Regions from separate parts of the Homo sapiens genome. Here all the other regions are linked to region 1. A link is a contact called in ENCODE Hi-C or POLR2A ChIA-PET data. All regions are on one chromosome and are shown on one strand. The core of a region is the stretch at or near the end of the contact, and the rest is flanking DNA. Distances in the headings are between cores, read along the strand shown.

What was found. Hi-C counts contacts between places; a loop is a spot of excess contacts on that map. ChIA-PET counts read pairs that join two places held with the same protein, here RNA polymerase II (POLR2A). Pooled maps may share reads with other maps.
Region 2: a loop to region 1 is called in a map of MCF 10A, with 11 times the contacts of the local background. The contact joins the enhancer-like site here to the promoter of RSPH6A in region 1. A Hi-C loop is called at or near these places in 6 of 168 maps with a recorded cell type or tissue (HCT116, HepG2, K562 and 3 more), 3 of 37 single-sample maps with no recorded cell type and 14 of 50 pooled maps. POLR2A ChIA-PET finds 5 or more read pairs at or near these places in 1 of 52 experiments (IMR-90).
Region 3: a pooled map shows a loop between it and region 1 (2.6-fold over the local background). The contact joins the enhancer-like site here to the promoter of RSPH6A in region 1. A Hi-C loop is called at or near these places in 1 of 50 pooled maps. POLR2A ChIA-PET finds 5 or more read pairs at or near these places in 4 of 52 experiments (H1, HepG2 and WTC11).
Region 4: a loop to region 1 is called in a pooled map, with 4 times the contacts of the local background. The contact joins the promoter of EML2-AS1 here to the promoter of RSPH6A in region 1. A Hi-C loop is called at or near these places in 3 of 50 pooled maps. POLR2A ChIA-PET finds 5 or more read pairs at or near these places in 4 of 52 experiments (B cell, WTC11, activated CD4-positive, alpha-beta memory T cell and 1 more).

Annotation. Positions count from the first base shown.
Region 1 is chr19:45,813,028-45,817,617 of GRCh38, forward strand. It overlaps RSPH6A (radial spoke head 6 homolog A), which reads right to left and starts at 2,281. Exons shown (of 6, transcript NM_030785.4): 1 at 1,500-2,281. The coding sequence starts at 2,149. SYMPK (symplekin scaffold protein) reads right to left here. Exons shown (of 27, transcript NM_004819.3): 24 at 3,771-3,947; 25 at 3,455-3,550; 26 at 2,824-3,156; 27 at 2,383-2,670. The coding sequence ends at 2,533. RefSeq lists an enhancer at 3,955-4,024 and a silencer at 4,185-4,274.
Region 2 is chr19:46,065,193-46,070,057 of GRCh38, forward strand. It overlaps a transcript of IGFL4 not described here. Among named protein-coding and RNA genes, the nearest start is that of IGFL4, 27 kb to the left of the region's middle. Within about 2 kb of position 3,504, at least 3 of the 41 ENCODE cell types and tissues checked have a DNase peak (open chromatin) inside an H3K27ac peak, as active enhancers do; they include PC-9, where a contact is called at or near this core.
Region 3 is chr19:45,950,410-45,955,301 of GRCh38, forward strand. NOVA2 (NOVA alternative splicing regulator 2) reads right to left here. Exons shown (of 4, transcript NM_002516.4): 3 at 3,371-3,537. Among named protein-coding and RNA genes, the nearest start is that of NOVA2, 21 kb to the right of the region's middle. RefSeq lists an enhancer at 2,126-3,073. Within about 2 kb of position 2,736, at least 2 of the 41 ENCODE cell types and tissues checked have a DNase peak (open chromatin) inside an H3K27ac peak, as active enhancers do.
Region 4 is chr19:45,640,244-45,645,368 of GRCh38, forward strand. It overlaps EML2-AS1 (EML2 antisense RNA 1), which reads left to right and starts at 1,251. Exons shown (of 2, transcript NR_130729.1): 1 at 1,251-1,523; 2 at 1,982-2,597. It also overlaps a transcript of EML2 not described here. RefSeq lists enhancers at 1,658-1,717, 2,239-3,090, 2,248-2,507, 2,518-2,567, 2,958-3,007 and 2 more.

The DNA of each region.
Region 1 (4,590 bases), core at 1,031-3,530:
GAGTCTGAGCTTCCCCCTGTGGGCAATGGGGAGCCATAGCAGGTTCTGAGCATTGGAGGGACACGGCCAGCTTTGTGCTTTAATAAGAACCATTACTTCATCAACCTCATTTCTCCCGCTCTCCCTCTTCCTCCCTTGGTTCCAGACACACCAGCCCCTCCTTACTGCTCCTCAAAAACAGCAAGCCTCAGAGCCTTTGCATTTGCAGTGTGCTCTGCCTGGCTCACTCTTCCTCCGGTCATCTGCAAGATGCTCTCCCTCGACTCCTTCAGGGCCCTAATCAAATGTCACCTCCTTGGACAGGCCTTCACTGACCCACACAATTTATTTTTTTGAGATGGAGTCTCGCTCTGTTGCCCAGGCTGGAGTGCAGTGGCACGATCTCGGCTCACTGCAACCTCTGCCGCCCGGGTTCAAGTGATTCTCCTGCCTCAACCTCCCGAGGAGCTGGGATTACAGGCCCATGCTACCATGCCCTGATAATTTTTGTATTTTTTAGTAGAGACAGGGTTTCGCCATGTTGGCAAGGCTGGTCTCGAACTCCTGACCTCAGGTGATCCGCCCGTCTTGGCCTCCTCAAGTGCTGGGATAACAGGCGTGAGCCACCGCACCTGGTTGGACCCCCACTATTTCATGTGTTCCCTAGCCCTCTTAGCCTCCCTTATTTTTCACCTGAGTCCTTAGCTTCAGTTTATCACTTTTTCTGTTTCTTGTCCACTCTCCTAGAATGAGAGCATCCTGGGTATCTAATGGAGGCTGAGAGCAGTGTTTTGTGACTGTAGCTAAGTGGCTTTGGCAAGTATCTTCCTCAGGCAGGGAGGTTTAGTTGCAGGATAAGAGGGTCTCAGGAGGGCTGGGCACGGTGGTTCATGCCTGCAATCCTAGCACTTTGGGAGGCTGAGATGGGCGGATCACTTGAGGTCGAGTTTGAGACTAGCCTGGGCAACATGGTGAAATCTTGCCTCTACTAAAAATACAAAAATTAGCTGGGTGAAGTGGAGCGCGCCTGTAACCCCAACTACTCGGGAGGCTGAAGCAGAAGAATCACTTGAACTTGGGAAGGAGAGGTTGCCCTAAGCCAAGACCACGCCACTGTGCTCCAGCCTGGGTGACAGGGTGAGACTATGTCTGGGGGAAAAAAAAAGCAAGAGGGCTTGGGGAGCCAAATCACGTGTTCTGGAATCCTGACTCTGCCATATCCTAGCTGTGTAGTTTTGGGTAAGCGACCCAACTTCTCTGTGTCTCGGTCTCCTCCTCTGTAAAGTAGGATGAGCTGATGTGCTCATCTCCGGTGAGAATTAGGTGAGTGTGTGCAGTGCCAGCACATGTCTGGGAAGTGAATGCTAGCTGTTGTTGGCATTGATTCCGACTCAGCTGAATTAGAGTCACTGGTTTTCCATGAGGGATGATCCCTTGTCTGACTGACTGAGGCAGGCACTTCGGGTGGGGCCCCTCCCTGCCTGGGTCCCCCACCCGCCCCACTCCTAGCCCCTGCTCACAGGCTGAGGTCGCAATTGATGCTGGTCTGCAGCAGGTAGGCCTTGGCGTTCTGCACGGCCAGCTCCAGAGGCTCGGGCTCAGGCACCTGGGCACTGTAGTGTGGGAAGCCCAGCTCAGAGGGCAAGAACTGAAGGGCAGGGTCATCCCTTATGTAAGGCCCGTGCTGGGCACCTTCAGAGAACTGGTCTGTCTGGTAGAGGTTGAACTGGCCCAAGGGGTTGACTGGGGGCTCCTGGAAGGTGGGGTCCAGTTGCTGGAACAGGCTGCTTTGGCCCTGCTGGAGCCGCTGCAGCATTAGGCTGGTGGTGAGCTCGGCGACCTGCATCCTGCTTTCATCAGAGTAAGGCTGAGGCTGGAACTCTGAGGGAAAGCCCGTGTTCACAGATGGGTACTCCATGCCACCCAGCCGGGCTTCCTCAGCCTGGAAGACCTGGGGCATCAGCAAGTTCTCCTGTTGGGACAGGCTGCCCCTCTGTGACCAACCAGGGGCGTTTCGCTGGGCGTCTGGAGGTATCTGCTGCCTCTCCTCGGGGTCCGCTGCCAGGGCCTGAGCTTGGTCCCGACTGTGCCGCCTCTGGGAGGCCTGAGAAGTCCTCCGGCCCGGAGGCTGCTGGGCAGGGCGCTCAGGGTAGGGCGGCAGGTCTCCCATGGTTCGCCAGGAGGCACAGATCTCTAGGAGAAAGGCTTGCAGACAAGGAGGCCAAGCGAGAGCCACCTGTCGACACCGCCGGTTTCTGAGCACCGAGAGAGGGGGCCGTTACCCGTGGAGGGCGCGGGGAGCGGGCCAGGGTGGGTTCCGCGCAGGCTCTGGGCGCGCACTCCCGATCCCGCGCAGCCCCACGGTGGACGTCGCGCCAGACTCGAGACGGCACCCGCGCCCCAGGCCCGCCATCCCTTTTTTTTTTTCTTTTCAGTAACTTGCCCAAGTTCACATCTTTTATTTCTTTTTAAGGCAAAGCACCCGCAGGTCAAGCCCCGCCCCGTCCCCCAGCCCCGAGTCCCTGTCCCACCCCCTTTCCCCCTCGAGCCCCGTCAGCTGTTCCCCTTGGCCTCGGGTTCCCTGGCGTCCTCGGCAGCCGGGCTGGGAGTCTTCATAGCATCTTCTCCAACAGGTGCGAGGGTCTGGGGGCTCCGCTCCTCCTTCAAGGTCAGCCCGCCCGCTGCCGTCTCCTGGTGACCGGGGAAGGAAAGGGCAGCCGGGTGGAGGGCGCGGTCACCTCCACGCTCCCCTTCAGGCCCTGCCCCCTGATGGCCCCTCCTCCCCCACCTTCACCCCGGCCCAGATCCGGCTTCTTCCTTCGCAGCGGAGGCTGCTCTCCCTACCTTGGGTAGGGGGCCCTCGAGACTAGAGTCCAACAGCGCGGCCTCGGTCAGCCCCGAGTCGTCATCCATGCTGATGAAGATGCCCGGGGTCTCGCACTCAGGCCCCTCCTCCCGGAAATCCATGGCTTCCTCAGACGGGGGCGGGCCTGGCCGGGCCGACGGAGAGGGAGAGGGGGAGGAAGAGGAGGGGGCTCCCACTCCTCCCGGCTTCAGCTTCTGTTCCTCCTCCAGCTGCCGCTTTAAGGCCTTCTCCTGGGCCAGTCGCAGGCCGATGAGGTCCTGAGGGGGCCGGGGTGCTGGGGCCGGGGCCAAGGTCAGGGGCTCCAGATCATCCTGGGGATAGGGAGGGCCACACAGAAGCTCAGAGGTGGGTGGCTCAGAGGACGGCCGGAAAGAGAAGGAACCACCCTGAGGTGGTCTTTGAGTTCTTCACCAAGAGCATGGGGAGGAAGGGGCAGTTGTCCCCCAGACCCCCAACTCCCAGCAGGAGCATCCCCTGGGAGACGGGTGGCCCAGAGGCAGGGGTGGCCTGAGTCTCTCGGGGTCAGGAGGAGGCCATGGTGAGCCTTGCTGGCTTGGGGTAGGGGGTGGGAGTCTGGGGATCCAGATGGGTGGGCTGCAGGGCCCTCACCTCCTCCAAGGGCCCCGCAGGCGCCTCCTTGGCCTCTGGCTCCTGCTTGCCGCTGGCCTCCAAGATGGTCATGATGGAGTTAGGGATGTGAGCTTGCTGGGTGGAGAGCAGGAAGGGGGCGCTGGGGGCAGCTCTGGCACAGAGACCCCATTTGCACACCTCAGGTCCGGGGGCCCTAACCCTCCAGAACTCCCAGCAGTGCAGGGCCTTCTTGTGTCCGCCTCCATCCAGTCCCCACCAACCAGAGGGACCCAGGGGGCCGCCCACCGCACACCCTGGGTGGGGGGAAAGGGTACCTGGTGGGGGGAAGGGGTACCTGGTGGGGGGTGAAGGAGCGGACATGGGCCAGCAGGGGCTCCCGGAGCTCTGGGCACTTGTCAAAGACGGCTCCCAGCTGCTGGGGCGGCAGCTGCAGGATGACCTGGAAGCTCTGGGGCTTTGTGCGCTGGCAGCACTTGATGAAGCCCTCCCACACCTTGGGGTACTTCCACACCTGAACCAGGGAGGGAGGGAGCCGTCGGGAGAGGCACACAGGCATCCCCCCGAGCCTTGACACTGGGAGAAAGACCTTGCCAAGACCATGCCCAAATCCCACCATCCAAGATTCCTCTGGATGGGCAACAAGCAGCCCCGACCTCCCTCCAGAGGCCTTTGTCTTCCCGATCCAGGCGGCTGGACCACGAGGGCAACTTGGGAAGGGGGTGGAAGAAAACTCAGCCGCCTTTTACCAGAGCTCCCCCTGGGCCAGGCCCAGGCTAAGTGCTGCGGGAGCACCTCTCATGACATTCTCACGGCAGCCTCCAGGGGGCGAAATTACCCCTGCTAAACAGCGGAGGTCCGTGCCGGTGCCGGGACCTGTCCTGGGTCACATGTACATTCTCACCGCAGCCTCCAGGGGGCGACATTAGTCCTGCGGGGTTTGGTTTTTTTGTTCTCTTTTTTTTTTTTTTTTTTTTTTTTTTTTGAGAGATGGTCTTACTCTGCCGCCCAGGCTAGAGTGCAGTGAGTGGCGCGTTTCTTCCTCACTGCAGCCCCAAACTCCTGGGCTCAAGCAGTCCTCCTGTCTCGGCCTCCCAAAGAGTTGGCATTACAGGTGTGAACCATCACACCTGGCCTTATCGTGGTATTTCTAAAGC
Region 2 (4,865 bases), core at 2,254-4,753, 250 kb after region 1:
ATTTTTCTTTTCTTTTCTTTTTTTACTAATTTTTCATCATATGGGTTTGCAAATATTTTTCTTATTCTGTGTGTTGTCTCTTCACTTCATTGATTGTTTCCTTTGCTGTGCAGAAGCTTTTCTTTTCTTTTCTTTTCTTTTCTTTTTTGAGAGGGAGTCTCGCTCTGTCGCCCAGGCTGGAGTGCAGCGGCGTGATCTCACTCACTGCAACCTCTGCGTCCTGTGTTCAAGTGATTCTCCCAAGTAGCTGGAAATACAGGTGCATGGCACCATGCCCAGCTAATTTTTGTATTTTTAGTAGAGACGGGGTTTCAACGTGTTGGCCAGGCTGGTCTCAATCTCTTGACCTTGTGATCTGCCTGCCTTGGCCTCCCAAAGTGCTAGGATTACAGGCCTGAGCCACCGCGCCTGGCTGGCATTTATTTATTGGGTGCTGCTACAGATCCCTCTGCAGATATTAAGCAAATGTGCTGAAAGCCTTTCCAAGAAAGAATGAGTCAGATTCCAATCCGGGCCTTAGCCCCAGGATATTGTCCACAGAAATGTGGAGCACAATGATTACGCCTCTTTCTCACTTAGGGGATTTTCTGTAGAATCTGTTTCTCTCCAGTTCTTGCCCTATATTGATATATTTCTCAGGGCTGCTCTCTAGAGGGTAAAATGTGATGTGTCAGAAGATCCATGGAAGCAGCCAGGAACCAGTTGCTAGGAGTTTGGAAAAAAATCCTGGGAGCAGGCAGAGGGTATGTGGGTTTGAATGTCAAAACGGCCATGAAGCAAAGTAAGTGAGAACCAAAGAATCCCATCAAAGTAGCCCCTGAGAGACCCTTAAGGCTGAAAGTGGAACTTAGCTCAGCATGGCCCTCTCAGCCAGGTGATTTTTTCTCTTGATTTCTGGTGAAGCGTGAGCTTGTAAAGCCACAGGGAGCCAGCACCTACCATCTTCTTGAAAGCCTGATGCCAAAGATCTTTAAACATCTTGACACCATATATCAAGGAATCCAGCTGCCAGATAAAATACAAGACTTCTAGTTAAGTTTGAATTTCAGATGAGCAACAAAGAAATATTTAGTGTAAGTATGTCCCAAGTGTTACCCAAAACATACTAAAATGTTTAAATTATCTGAATGTCAAATTTAAGTGGGCATTCTTATGTTTTTATTTGCTAAACTGGCAACCATAACTAGGAACACCCAACTCCCAGCATCCATGAAAGCTCTCTCTACTTTCCTGCAGACTCAAAGCCAAAGAAGTACCAATACTTCTTCAGGGACCAGTGTATTAAGCCACTTTTGCATTGCTATAAGGAAATACCCAAGGCTAGGTAATTTACAGAGAAAAGACGCTTATTTGGCTCATGCTTCTTCAGGCTATATAGGAAGCATGGTGCTGGCATCTGGTTGGCTTCTGGTGAGGCCTCAGTGACCTGTTACTCATGGCAGAATGTGAAGCAGGAGCAAGCATGTCACATGGCTAGAGTGGGAATGAGACTGAGAGGAAGTGTCACACATTTTTAAATGACCAGATCTTGCAAGAACCCACTATTGTGAGGACAGCACCAAGCTATGAGGGATCTTCCCCATGACCCAAACACCTCCTGCCAGGCCCCACCTCCAATACTGGTGATTATATTTCAACATGAGATTTGGAGAGGACATTCAACCTATATCAACCATTTAAATTTAAAGTTGAGGAATGAAAACATTTAAGAGCAAGTAAGCATGAATTATGTTCACCCAATCGTACTCCTAAAACCATCTCAGCTCCTCTCCTTCAGCCAAGGGCATGTCCTCATGTCCAATCTGGTTCTCACTGGAGAGATTTGGGAGTGGGAACTCTGCAATCTTGCTGTGGTCAATAAAAGAACCTCCCAGAGGCTCACAGGGGCTTCAAGCTTCAATCGTAGTCCCCATTTCAGATCCTCTGACACTCTCCCATCCACTCTCCTTGTGCCTGCTTCAAAGCCACAGCAAACAGAAGCCAAACCTTTAGTAAGGATGATCCCAATCTCAATTCCAACCCCAGCCCCAGCATATCCACCTTTGCCTATACCTAACACTACTATCTGGACATCCGCTTTCAGCCCAGGCCCTCGCTGTTTTCCTCATTGCCTCTGTGGCACCTCAGTCCCAGTTTGCCCTCCACCCATCCAGGAAGCTCACTCCCTTCCCTGGATTCTCATCTTGGCTCTTTTATGAGCTTCCTTGCATGCCTTCACCTTCCTGGGTTCCAGAGAGCCCAAGACCAGCTCCCAGGAATAGTGCCCCTACCCCGATGAGCCTGATCCCAGAAGAATTAGCCCCAAAGTAATGCTGAGCTTTAGCCAGAACAAAAGCTAGCCTAGAAAATTCCCCAGGCAGGAAACAGATGACTGCACATAAGTCTCATTGCCGACCCCATTCGTTTCCCACAGGGGCTTGTCTGCATCCTCATCCACGTGTGCTCAGGCTCAGAGTGAGTTTCAGGTGAGGAAAGAGTGATGAACAAGCAGAATGGAGGAGGAATTTGTGGGGTTGCAGGATGGGGCTCTGACAGGGCCCCAGGTTGGCAGCCAGGTTTGTTTCTCTCTGGGACCCACATCTGATCTATCCCTCAGGAAAGAGTCAGTCAGCCAGCCCCCAGGTGTGGAAACCAGATCTGTGACATCATGGAGAACTGCTCCATGGATAAGCCCATGAGTAAGCCCTAGTGCCATTTACCCAGGTGTGGATTCACCTGCTCCTATGCTCCACTTCCAGCAATGATGACAAACATTCTTTGGTCCCTTGGATCAAAAGACTTTGAGTCAAAAGGTTTCAGGTGTGAACTCTGACTGCACCTTCCCCCATAATCAAAGAAGGATCCAGGTAGGAATCCCTGCCATGCTCCAGGCTGAAGCGGGGAGAGAGCAGCAGAAAAGGAATTTCAATAACTGGGTCCTCCCAAGAGGGGACCCTGCTCTGTTCTCCATCTCTCCACCTTTTGTCACAGATGCTCTTCAACCAATTCCGCCACCATGTGTCACCATGTGTCTCTGAACACAAATCTTAAACAATCTCTTTATCTCTCCAGATGAAGAAAGACCCACCAGGGCAGACAGAGCTGATGTTTCCTTGCAGTGGCTTAGACAGTAATCTGAGGTCCTGGGATACAGGGTACATTAAGATATTAAAGACCTCGAGCTCTGAGTGTCGAATCTCATCATGATGGAATCCAACATAAAACAAGACTGAATGCAAACATGATGCTTAATTGTGTGCGGAATTGAAAAAAATAGTTCTCAATTTTTTTGCTTGCAAATTGTGGGATACGTTTACCAGATTTGAACTTTTCCCTTATTTGTCATCCCGCTTTGTTGATTCTGTAACCAGGGGCTTGGGATTCATTTTGGGGATCCCAAAGCCCTTGTTTGTTGAAGGGTTTCAAAGTCTGGTAGGAGGGTGGTGCACACACAGATAGAATTGTTCATCTGTGGGCGGCCTCTGACTCCCTCCCTGGGTAGGCCTCCAGGCCCAATCCTTCCTTCTGAGGAACCGCCGGGAAAGACTTTGATCAAAACAATTAAATGCATTGGGAGCTCAGTCTGAGGCAATTATGTGGTTTCATAGAGGAAGAGGTAGAGATGACTCAGGCATTTCTGGCCCCATGTCAGCCTCAGGGCAATCACATTCGGGATTTTGCAAAAGACACATTCACTCTGAGCACTGGAGACCTACATCTCTTTGTCCAGTTGACTTAAGTTCTCACCAAGTGAATATCTTCATGCTAAAGACAGTTTCATTTGTGATTAGGGACAGGAGAGCATGTTTCCCCTCGGTCCTCTGATTCTGACTGGAGGGGCAGTGCTGAGTTCTGGATCGGGGCTGCTGGCAGTACGTGGGAAAGCTGTCCTATCAGTACTGTATAGAACAGGTGGTCAGAGAAAATGCCTCCCTGGAAAACCTTTTCACATGGTTGAATGTCCCCAGACATGAGAGGGAGTGGAGGACTTTGTTCTAGAGCCCACCTCAGAGGCCAGGCACTGCCAATGCCATGAGCAAAATCTTCCACCTCTTTCCCCCAATTTTCTCTCCATCTGGATTCTGTGTTGCTGAGGTCATTTGCTCTGTCTCTTCCTACCCTCTGTATTCTTCTCTCTCATCTGACTGACTTTTCTCACTCAATTTTCAAATATCACCTAAAATAATAATACAGATAAGAAACAAATGTATTCTAATGAAAATGTTCAGTCTGAGAAGTAAAGATTACATGGTGAGCATTGATAATTTTTATCATGCTTCCTACCCTCCCCAAAGGTAACTGCATTTAAGATGTAGTGTTTGTATTTTTCCATAAATTCTGTATAGTTGAATACATATAAGTCTACATATATGCCACACTTTTCCCTTCTTATAAATAAGATATCATACATCCCCCCCTTGAAGCCCTAAAAGCCCACAGATCACAGATAATTCTCATGGCTGCCTAGATTTCTATTTTATGGATAAATTGTAATTTATTTCATTTGTCTTCTTTTTGAAAATTATGTAGGTTGTTTGCAATATTTCAGCCTTACCCTAAAAATTCTGCAACAAATATTCTTGTATGTACATATTTGGGCACTTTAATTAGAGTGTTTAGTCAACAGCAATAGATGTGAAAATTCTGAAGCAAATTGTGTAAGATGCTCTGAGCCATATGCATAGGGAAAAATCTAAACAATAGATTAGACTAAAGCAATAAACATGAATGAACAGGTTCAGGGTTTCAGTTTTAAGAATTGAAACATATTTTGAATGGCAGCCAGTAAAATGCACTGACTCCAAACACTTCAAACAAGACATTCCTGTTATCAGGAAGGTTAGGAGGGTAACGCTTGTTTTGTTCACTAAGCTGGGTGGACTCAT
Region 3 (4,892 bases), core at 1,486-3,985, 140 kb after region 1:
CTCGGCCTTTCAAAGTGTTGGAATTACAGGCATGAGCCACTGCTCCCGGCCTGTTATGGGAAACATTCAATGACTAAAGTGATGCCCAGTGCCTGGCACATGGGAAGCGCTAAGCCAATGGCAGCTGCCTTCATGATAGACCCTGAATTGTAGAACTACAGCATCTTAGAAAGATCTGCAGATGCAGACTCATAGAATCTTGGAATCCCAGGACATTAGAACAGTAGAATCTTAGATAATACATGCTTAGAATCTTGGAATCACAGAGCCATAGAACTGTTGAAGTTTTAGAGCCAGAAGGACCAGAGACCATCTGCCCCAGTGATTTGCAAGCCCATGGAAATTTGCAAATACTACTACTACCACCACCAACAATAACAACAAAAGCAGCATCAACAGCTAACAGTTTAATAGAGTAACTTATCTAGGTTCCACCACAACCCTAAGATAGGTGTTATTATTACCCCATTTTCTAGATTGGGAAATGGAGGCACAAAGAAAGAACTTGCACAAGTTCTTTCACAGGTAATGAGCAGTAGAGTCAGGATCTGATCCCGGGCCAGAGTTTATGCTCAGATTCCTAAGCCTTACCAGAAATATTGATTCAGTGGTTCTGGACAGGACCCATGAATCTGCATTTTAAGCTACCCAGATGACTCAGATATCAGCTAGGGGTGAGAGCCACTGGTATAACCCAGAAGTGGCAATCTGGTGATCCTCAGGCCCCAGTCAGCCTACAGCCATACATGTTTTTTTGACCTTCATAGTGTTTTAAAAGCAGAGTTGGCCTGGCGCAATGGCTCACGCCTGTAATCCCAGCACTTTGGGGAGCTGAGGCGGGTGGATTGCTTGAGTCCAGGAGTTAGAGAACAGCCCGCAACATGGTGAAATCCTGTCTCTACAAAAAATACAAAAATTAGCCAGGGGCCGGGCGCAGTGTCTCATGCCTGTAATCCCAGCACTTTGGGAGGCCAAGGAAGGCAGATCACCTGAGGTCAGGAATTCGAGACTGGCCTGGCCAACATGGTGAAACCCCATCTCTACTAAAAATACAAAAAATTAGCCAGGCATGGTAACAGGTGCCTGTAATCCCAGCTACTTGGGAGGCCAAGGCAGGAGAATCACTTGAACCCGGGAGTTGTAGGTTGCAGTGAGCTGAGACCAGGCCATTGTACTCCATCCTGGGCAACAAGAGCAAAACTCCGTTTCAAAAAAAAAAAAAAGAAAAGAAAAAAAAATTAGCCAGGCGTGGTCGTGTTCACCTGTAGTCCCAGCTATTCAGTGGGCTGAGGTGGGAGGATCGCTTGAGCCTGGGATGTCGAGGCTCCAGTGAGCCTAGATCATACCACTGCACTCCAGCCTGGGTGACAGAGTGTGACTCTGCCTCAGACTAATATATATTAAATAATAATAATAATAAAGCATTTTAAAGTCAGTTGATCTAAAAAATTTATGGCTTCTTTTGAAAAATTTGGAAGATGTGGTAGCACTATGTTCATGTTCCCAAAGTGCAATAATTCGGTGGATTTGAGTGGCAGCTTCTCCCTTTAAAGATGGCATACCCTCTCCAGAGAGCAACAACCCTCAAGGCTTTTGTTACCTTTTTCAATACTTTAGTTATTTAATTTATAATCCCTGGTTTGGCCCAGCTGCTGCACTGTAATAAAAGAGAAACTGAGGTCTACAGAAGGAAAGGGGCTCTGAGTAACACTGCAAGTCCAAGGCAGAAAAGAAGTAGACCTGTTTCCTGACTCAAAAATCCCATAATAACAACAGAGAACATTTTTGGGGCTAACTTTCTATGCATTATACACATAAGCTATGTGCTTTTCAAACATCAACGAACACTAACCATCACCCTTAAGGAGGCATCATAATGAATCTCATTTTACAGGTGAGAAAAATGAGGATTGGAGAAATCAAAGTCACTTGCTCAAGGTCACATAGGACGTAAGTACTGTACGGAGAAGGATTCAACTAAACAACAGAGCCCAGAGCCTGAGTTTTCAGCTATGATCTCCCTCAGTCTTTGGAACACTCGAGTAATAAGGCAGGGAATAAATCCTGGTTCTATAACCTTTCGACTCCACTGTCTCAGAGCTCCTGTGGATTAGGGGGAGGGGGTAGAAGGCTCAGGCACAGATGGTGCTGACCCCATTTTCCTTGCAACATTCACAAACTCCTGATGAACCCTGAGTCCCTTGTGGCCACGACCAAGGCGGAGGGAAGAGGCAATGCCCTCGCCTCCCTGTAAACTGTGAATAACTTGTGCGCTGCTGGTGGGAAGGGATTCGGGAGAAACCTGGCGGGGAGCGAGGAGCTTCAGCACCAAGGACAGCGTCCGCGCTACACGCCCCAAGCCCTGCGGTCTTTTTTGGGAGCGCTCCACCCTGCAGCTCTCCTCCAGGCTTCTCCGCCCACCATTTCCCCATGAGCTTAGGGGAACTCAGGCCTGTGCTCTGCCCCACCTCAGGGCAACGACAGGACCCAAGAATTCCAGATTTTACGGACTCCCTCTCTCCTGTCTTTGCCTCTAGGTAGACGTTAACGAGCCCTCGCAAGGGGCCCTCCCGTCAGCCCAGGGGTTCTCGCCCCATTGCACGGAGTACGCATGCATAGGGGAGTGGGGACGGGAGAGAAAACGGGAGCCAGCCCCGCGTTTCCGTTCCCTTACGCACTTCCGGGTCCGGACAGCGCTGCCTGCAGCTTTGAGGGGAGCCCACCTGCCCCGTGAGCGCCGTCGTCATGGCAACCGGACAGGCCCGGGAAGCGATTGGCCACTCCCTGCCACGCCCCTATGCCACTGCTTCCCCGTAACTGAGGCAACGGAGGGGCGCTGCCTTCCCCCTTCCATTCCTTCCTGGAGAGGGCTGTGTAGGAGAGGGACCCACCTCTTCTCTCGCTAATGAAACACCACCTCTACCCCCATACGTTAATTATGGAGGGAAGGAGGATGAGAGGCCATTTGTAAACTCTTCTGGATGTGGCTGAACTGTCACTGAGGTCACTTCCGGTGATAGCAGGAAGTGGGAGGCAGGTCGTTCAGAGAGACAATGGGATGAGGTGGAAGAGAGAAGAGGAACTAGAGAATCCTAGGAAGAAAGGATCGAACAATAGGGAATCATGCCACATTCTCCCAGACCTTCACTCCCTCTCTGAATCAAGCCCACTCTAAATGTTCTGGAGTCCTTTCTATTCTATTAGAGCTGACTCCCTAAAAATAATACTAACCACTACCATGTGGTCTTTGACTGATGAGATTTTTATCAGCTTTGTCCCATTGAACCTCACAGTAAGCAGTGATGTGGGAGGAATGTTTCTTTGTGAATGTCAACAGCTTTACAGCAACCCAGTCTCTGCCCCAGCTGACCTGCTTGGCTCTGTCGGGGTTCATCGTGGTTTGGGGTTGAAGGATGTTGACCACCTCAGGCTTGGTCATCGCTTGTGGGATTTCTCGGACCTTCTCGGCAATAAAGCTGTGCACAGCATTCAAGGCCTCTGCCGTGCCCTGTACTAGGCATACCCGCTCTGTGGTTCCTGTTGAGCAAGGGAGAGAGAGGGCACACTCATGAGACAGGAATGGGAACATTCCTGAGAGACAGGCCCCATTTAATGGAAGAGGCAAGCTGAGGTCCAGAGAGTGGACCTGACTGATCACACGGTGAGCCTGGGGGAGCGGGCATGGGCTGGCAGGCCATGATGGGCAGCTGGGAGAATGAGTGCCATCCTGTTTTATAATCTGCACTTCATCTCCCTCCCCTAAAACAACCTCTAGGGATGGAAGAATGATGCTTAAATGTTTTGCGATGCCCACAGCAGCCCTGGGCAGGGGAGACAGGGCTCAGCTGCCTCTTCTCAGTTCTTGCGGTTCCCTGGTTGCTTTGGCAACCATTCACTCACTCCGCCCCCCTCCCCTTCTGGAAGCAGAGAGCTCAGGCCTGCAACGGTTGCCACAGTAACTGGAACCCCCTTATCGGTCTGGCTGGCCGGGTCCTCAGCCCACCCCCAGGGGGACGAGGGACGAGGCCCTGTTGTCATGGCAACCCCTGAAAGCCTGCAGCGTTGGCCTCTGGGCTTTTTGGAGAGGATGGGGGAAGAGCTGGGGGATGGGGGAGGCAGAGGAGAGGCCTGAGTGCCTGTCTGAACCCACCAGATGGAGGGCTGAGGGGTGGGGGAGGGCAGGGGTGTGGACAGGGGAGAGCAGGGTGGGTCAAAGACTGCTCATGGAGGAGTGAGGACCAAGGAACTGGGGAGGGAGGGTCTTTCCTGGAGATTCTCCAGATACTGGCTGTGGCTCTGTCCTGGGCATCCTTCTCATTTCTGCATGAGAGTGTTAGGGAGTGGGGGCACGGGGGAGAGAGAAACTGGGGGGTATTGGGATATGTGTGTGAAAGAGATTCTGGGTGACACTGTGACCAGTGTGTGTGTCTGCGAGGCTGGTGAGTGGTGTGTGTGTGTGTGTGTGTGTGTGTGTGTGTGTGTGTACTTGAGCAGGACTAGCTAGATGATCCTAATCTGTGTTTGTAGAAGATAAAGTGCAGAGACTGCCTTATGAACAGACTATGTGACACAGTGATTCCGGTGAAGATGTTCGTGCGTGCCCTTGTGTGTGGGACAGACTTTGGTGTCGCTTTGATGATGAAGGTTATGTAGACTCTTTGTGAGACAGAGCTGAGTGTATGTGAGAGTTTGAGAGAAAGAAACAAAAGAATCTCACAAAGTGGGATAGAGGCTACACAATGAATATATACCACTTTGAGACTGGATGGCAGTGTATGTGTCTGCATTTGTGTGTGTACGTGTGTTTGTGAAAGTGAAAGAGAGACACACTTCTGGATGTTTCTGAGACTATTTGGATGACCAGTGTGAATATACACATATGTACAGGAGAC
Region 4 (5,125 bases), core at 1-2,500, 170 kb before region 1:
GGTGTGGCTCTGTCGACCAAACTGGAGTGCAATGGCGTGATCATGGCTCACTGAAACCTCGAATTTCCTAGGCTTAAGTGAGCCTCCTGCCGCAGCCTCCCAAGTAGCTGGGTCTACAAGCGAAGGCCAGCACGCCCGGCTATTTTCTTTCTCTCTCTTTTTTTTTTTGTTTTTTGTTTTTTGTTTTTTGTTTGTTTGTTTAACGGAGTCTTGCTCTGTCAGCAGGCTGGAGTGCAGTGGCGCGATCTCAGCTCACTGCAACCTCCGCCTCCCGGGTTGAAGTGATTCTCCTGCCTCAGCCTCCCGAGTAGCTGGGACTACAGGCACGCGCCACCACGCCCATTTTTGTATTATTAATAGACAGGGGGTTTCACCATGTTGGCCAGGATGGTCTCGATCTCTTGACCTTGTGATCCACCCGCCTAGGCCTCCCGAAGTGCTGGGATTACAGGCGTGAGCCACCGCGCCAGGCCTAATTTATTTTCATTTTTAGTAAAGACGAGGGCTCGCTATTTTGCCCAGCCTGGTCTCGAACTCCTGAGCTCAAGCGATGATTCCCGCCTCCGCCTCCCAAACTGCTAGAATTATATAGCCTTAGTTTTTGACTCTGTCCAGATCTTCAGTATGGCCCCGCCTCTGGAGTTGACCACGCCTGTCATTCTGAGCCTCCCTTCTAACCCTGTCCCTGAGTTGACTCAGTTGCTTGAGAATTGACTGCTACCTCCCGCCAACGCTCCTTCTCCGGCCCGCCAGGCATTCTGATTACGTCCATTTTCACGTATTCCTTATGTGAATACCTTCGAGGCCTCCAAGTTGGCTGCACCTCTTGGCATTTGACCACGCCCCTACGGCCCCGCCCAACCTTTAAGCCACGCCCTTTTCAACCTGGCAGTGCCCCCCGATTTTGATGTCAAAGCTTCTGGAATCTGGAATGCCTCCACCTGGTCTCAGCCTCTGTTACTCCGTACCCCAGATTTTAATTTCGCCCAGGCGAACACTGTGGCTGCACCCTTAAATTCCTCAGACTCCCTCTTTCCTTGTAGAAACTCTGTGGCTGCTGCCTTGACTTCATCCCTGAAACTCAACGGGGCCTCTCCTGTACCTTAATAACCACGCCCATAAGCCAAGCTCCTCCCTGACTTCCTCACCCAGTAGACCTGACCGTCCAGCTTCTAAAAACTCTGGCCACGCCCCTCAATATTGACTCCGCCCTCCCAGACCTTCCACTGTTACCGTGCCACCTCAAGATTGGTCCCTCCAAGGCTCTGGCACCGTCCCCGCTTTTGAACTAGCTGGCCCCACTCTAGGTTACGACCTCGTGGCCTGGGGCATGACTACATTTCTCGACCATTTCCTCCCTATCTCTTTCTGCGGCTTGACGCCGCCCCAGTCCTTACCCTTCCTTTTTGGCGCTACAGTTGCTGCTGGAGGATGTGGTCCGGCTGCGGGGGTCCTCACGGCGCACCGAGGCGAGGCGCTCTGGTGACAAGTAGCGGCGGACACTGCTAAAAGAGAGCACACAGGTGGGGGCAGAGCCTTCTAGGCCAGCAGGCGAGTGCCGTGAGCAAGCGAGATTCTCCCTGCACCCTCTGCTGCTGGAGCTCAGGCAAACAAACCACCTCTGTCTCCCACGAGGTCTTGGAAGAGGCTGGGGGTCCCGGCCTTGTGCCTTACCTGCGCCCGGAGGTCGCCTCCTTCTTGGGAGAGGATGGGGACGTGGCATAGCCACCCACGCGCCGCGGGGGTCCCGAGCCATTAAGGGGCGTCCTGGTGGGAAGGCCTTTCAAGAGCTGACACACTGGAGGGATGGGGTTAGGGGACAGAAGAGGGTGAGTATAAGGACCAGGCCCCGGTCCTCCCCATCCCACCCCTCCAGTCTAACGGGGATACCCGAGGCAGTGGTGCCTAAGCGCGGAGGCGCCCGGCCCTTGGGGGTGCCCCGCGCGCGTAGCGCCGCTCCCTGTTCTTCGCATGCCCGCAGGCGACGCAGAGCATCCGCCAGCGCCGCCTTTAGGACCGCCAGCTCGTCTTCCTGTAACTGCAGCCGCTGCTCCAGCGCCGACACGCGGTCGTCCACTTCCATACCGCTCGTGCCCGACAAATTGTCATCTGGAAGACGGGGGAGTGCCGGCTGCAGGGCCACCCAGGAGCTCCAGTGCCCAAGGGGTCCCTCCCGCCTTCCTGGGTCTAAGCGGGGGGCCAGCCACGCCCCTTTCCTGTCCCGCTACCTGGGGCTGGGACACTTGGACATGAGCCAAGGAAGAGGACTCTGAAGGGGGAAGGAAATCCCCACAGCTCTCCAACCCATCCGCACACTCCTCTCTGCCACAGCGCGCTGGCCGTGTGACCTTGGGGAAGTCCCTTCCCTCTTATTTTCTAAGAGTCTGTGAACCCAGGAGCCTCTCGCTCTGGCTTTAAGATGCTATGACTAAGACGTGACCAGGCGCAGTGGCTCACGCCTGTAACCCCAGCACTTTGGGAGGCCGAGGCGGGCGTATCACGAGGTCAGGAGATCGAGACCATCCTGGCCAACATGGTGAAACCCCGTCTCTACTAAAATAAAATTAAATTAAAAATAAAATAAAATTTAAAAAAAAGCCGGGCGTGGTGGCGCGTGCCTGTAGTCCCAGCTACTCCGGAGGCTGAGACGGGAATCGCTTGAACCCGGGGGGTCGGAGGTTGCCGTGAGCCAAGATCGCGCCACTGCACTCCAGCCTGGCCACAAAGCGAGACTCCGTCTCAAAAAAAAAAAAAAGAAAAAAGAAAAAGAAAAAAAAGATTCTTTGATTTTATGACTAAGACGTTAAGTATCTATGAGTGATAAGAGCATTTGCAAAATGACACCAACCTACTCCTAATGACACTAAAGTTCTAGAATTGATCCCCAACATCCTCCGACGAAGATTCTGTTATGAATACCAACGTCTCTTCACTGTTTCTAAGACTTTCCAAGCCAAAAGGTCATGCCTAGCCTCCCCGTTTCCCCTCCTCTCCTCACCCTGGGGTTCGACCCTAGAGCCAGCTGCAAGGACAGAGCTTCGGCGGCCCCTGGCGGCGGACTTGGGGGTTGCAGGCAGCGCATGGCAGACCCAGAAGACCCAAGGGAGATGCAGACCGGATTGACAACCAAACTCTTCCCCAGCAGGCATTCCTCTTTTCTGTTCCCCTTCTTTATTTCGCCTCTGTACCCCGCGCCCCAGATTTGGCTCTCCAGCCTATGGGTGCAGCCAAAATGACTCCCCGAGTCGCCCCCCCAACCCCGCTCATTTTCCCAAAGTGGGAGGGGCGGAGACCGAAGTGGCCCCTCTCCCCCTTTTCCCGCAGAATACTCATACCCAGACTCATTGCTGACCACAACCAAGGAAGCCCTGGTTCCCAGCCTGGTGGAAGTAAAGGTGGTAGCTTAGACGGGGACAGGGCGTGGAGCTCGCCCCTGCCATCCCGCGTCCACAGGCCGCGCAGCTGGCCCTCTGGGCTCCGCAGTGCAGCCGCCGCTCCTCCCTCCTTCCCTTCGTAGCCCAATCGCCTGCCGAGGCTTGCCCGCCCTGCCCCCCACTCAGCGCCTCCCAGGTCCGGTGCCTGGACCTGCAGAGGGAGGTGGGAGCCTCCTGAGGTCAGAAGGAGTGAGCCGTCAGGACTTAGAACTCGTAACAGGGGGAAACCTCTAGGGGTCTTGTTGGCATCACGTTTTGCAGACGGGAAACTAAGGAAGGAGGCTAGTAGGAGTGTGCAGAGACACGCCAAAGATCACTCAGCCCGTAGGTGGGGGCTGGGGACCCAATCACCTCCTGTGCTCAGCCTGGTCCTACCTACCATTAATTATACGACCAGAAAAATGGCATCTGTTACTGTGAGCTTACATGTGCCAGGCACTGCTCACGCAAAACATTTAGCACGTTCCCGGCTCATGTTGATGCTCGATAAATCCAGAATAGGATTAACTATTTTTATGATACCTAATGCTTTTGGCAACTCTAGTAGTTGTAGTAGCATAATCCATTTTAGGAGGAGAGGAGGAGGAAGGTTACTGAAGCCCAGAAAGGTGACGTTACTTGTTACACGGACACACAGCCGTTCAATGGAAGAACCCATACTCAACAGGAATGGCCACCCTGTCATTCTGGCTCTTAGAGGGACAGAGGAGGACAAAATAAGCATTCTGGGTCCCCTGCCAATTCCAGTGGTCCCTGGCACTAGGGTGTGTGCCCAGAGGACTGAACCTCCAAACTGAGTTAATAGAGGTGCTTTCATCTTGACCCTTCTGCCCCACCCAGAGAGGCCAGCTGCACTGTCAGGCCTTGGCCAGCCCATCCTACCAACCCCCACACCTCCACCATCCCCATCCCTGTGACTCAAGCCCTCCGCTCCCTCCTGACCATCCCCCCATCCTCAGCCTTTTCCCAGAGACCAGGCCTCACTTCCCACTTTTCCCTCCCAACTCCCCTCTTCTCCTATCTCCCCTCACCTGAGCCCGACACCCACAGTGGTCCTTCTGGTATCACACCCATTTGTCTAGGGAGAAGGGATGGTGCTAATGCATGGGAGGGCCAGGGCCAGAGGATTTGGGAGGTATCCTAGAAGCAAAGTCCTCTGGCCGTCCCTTTCCAGTCCCACACTCTGCCCTCAACTCAACACCAAATCCACCCCCACCCCCTCTGTCTGTCCCCCTGCTATGGAGATAGGGGAGCATTCCAGAAGCTTGAGGGGAGAGAGAAAGGGCAGAGTTCCAGGCCCAATCGACCCCCAGGCCGTTCCCCCTTCCAATCCCAGGTTCCTTCGGGTTCTGCCCCCTTCTCTCCTCTCCGTCTAGCCACCTCGGGAGTACAGAAGGATCCAAGTGGATGGGGGGCTGGGATCTAGGTTTTGGGGACCAGGGACCTTGCTCTTGGGTCAGGGTCCTGCTGAGGGAGAGAAAAGGGGGATCTTCAGCAAGGGAGGGGGTTGGGGACTTGCAAGGAGGAGGCTGGGGCAAGAAGAGATGGGTCCAGCCTTGGGCGGGGCCAAGGTCGGAACTGAGGAGGGGTCTCACCGTTGCAGTATCGCAGCAGCGAGGACGTGTCGTACAGGCCGCAGAAGGCCGGGCCGCGCTCCGCCATCGCCCCACCACAGCCACCGCCGGCCCCCC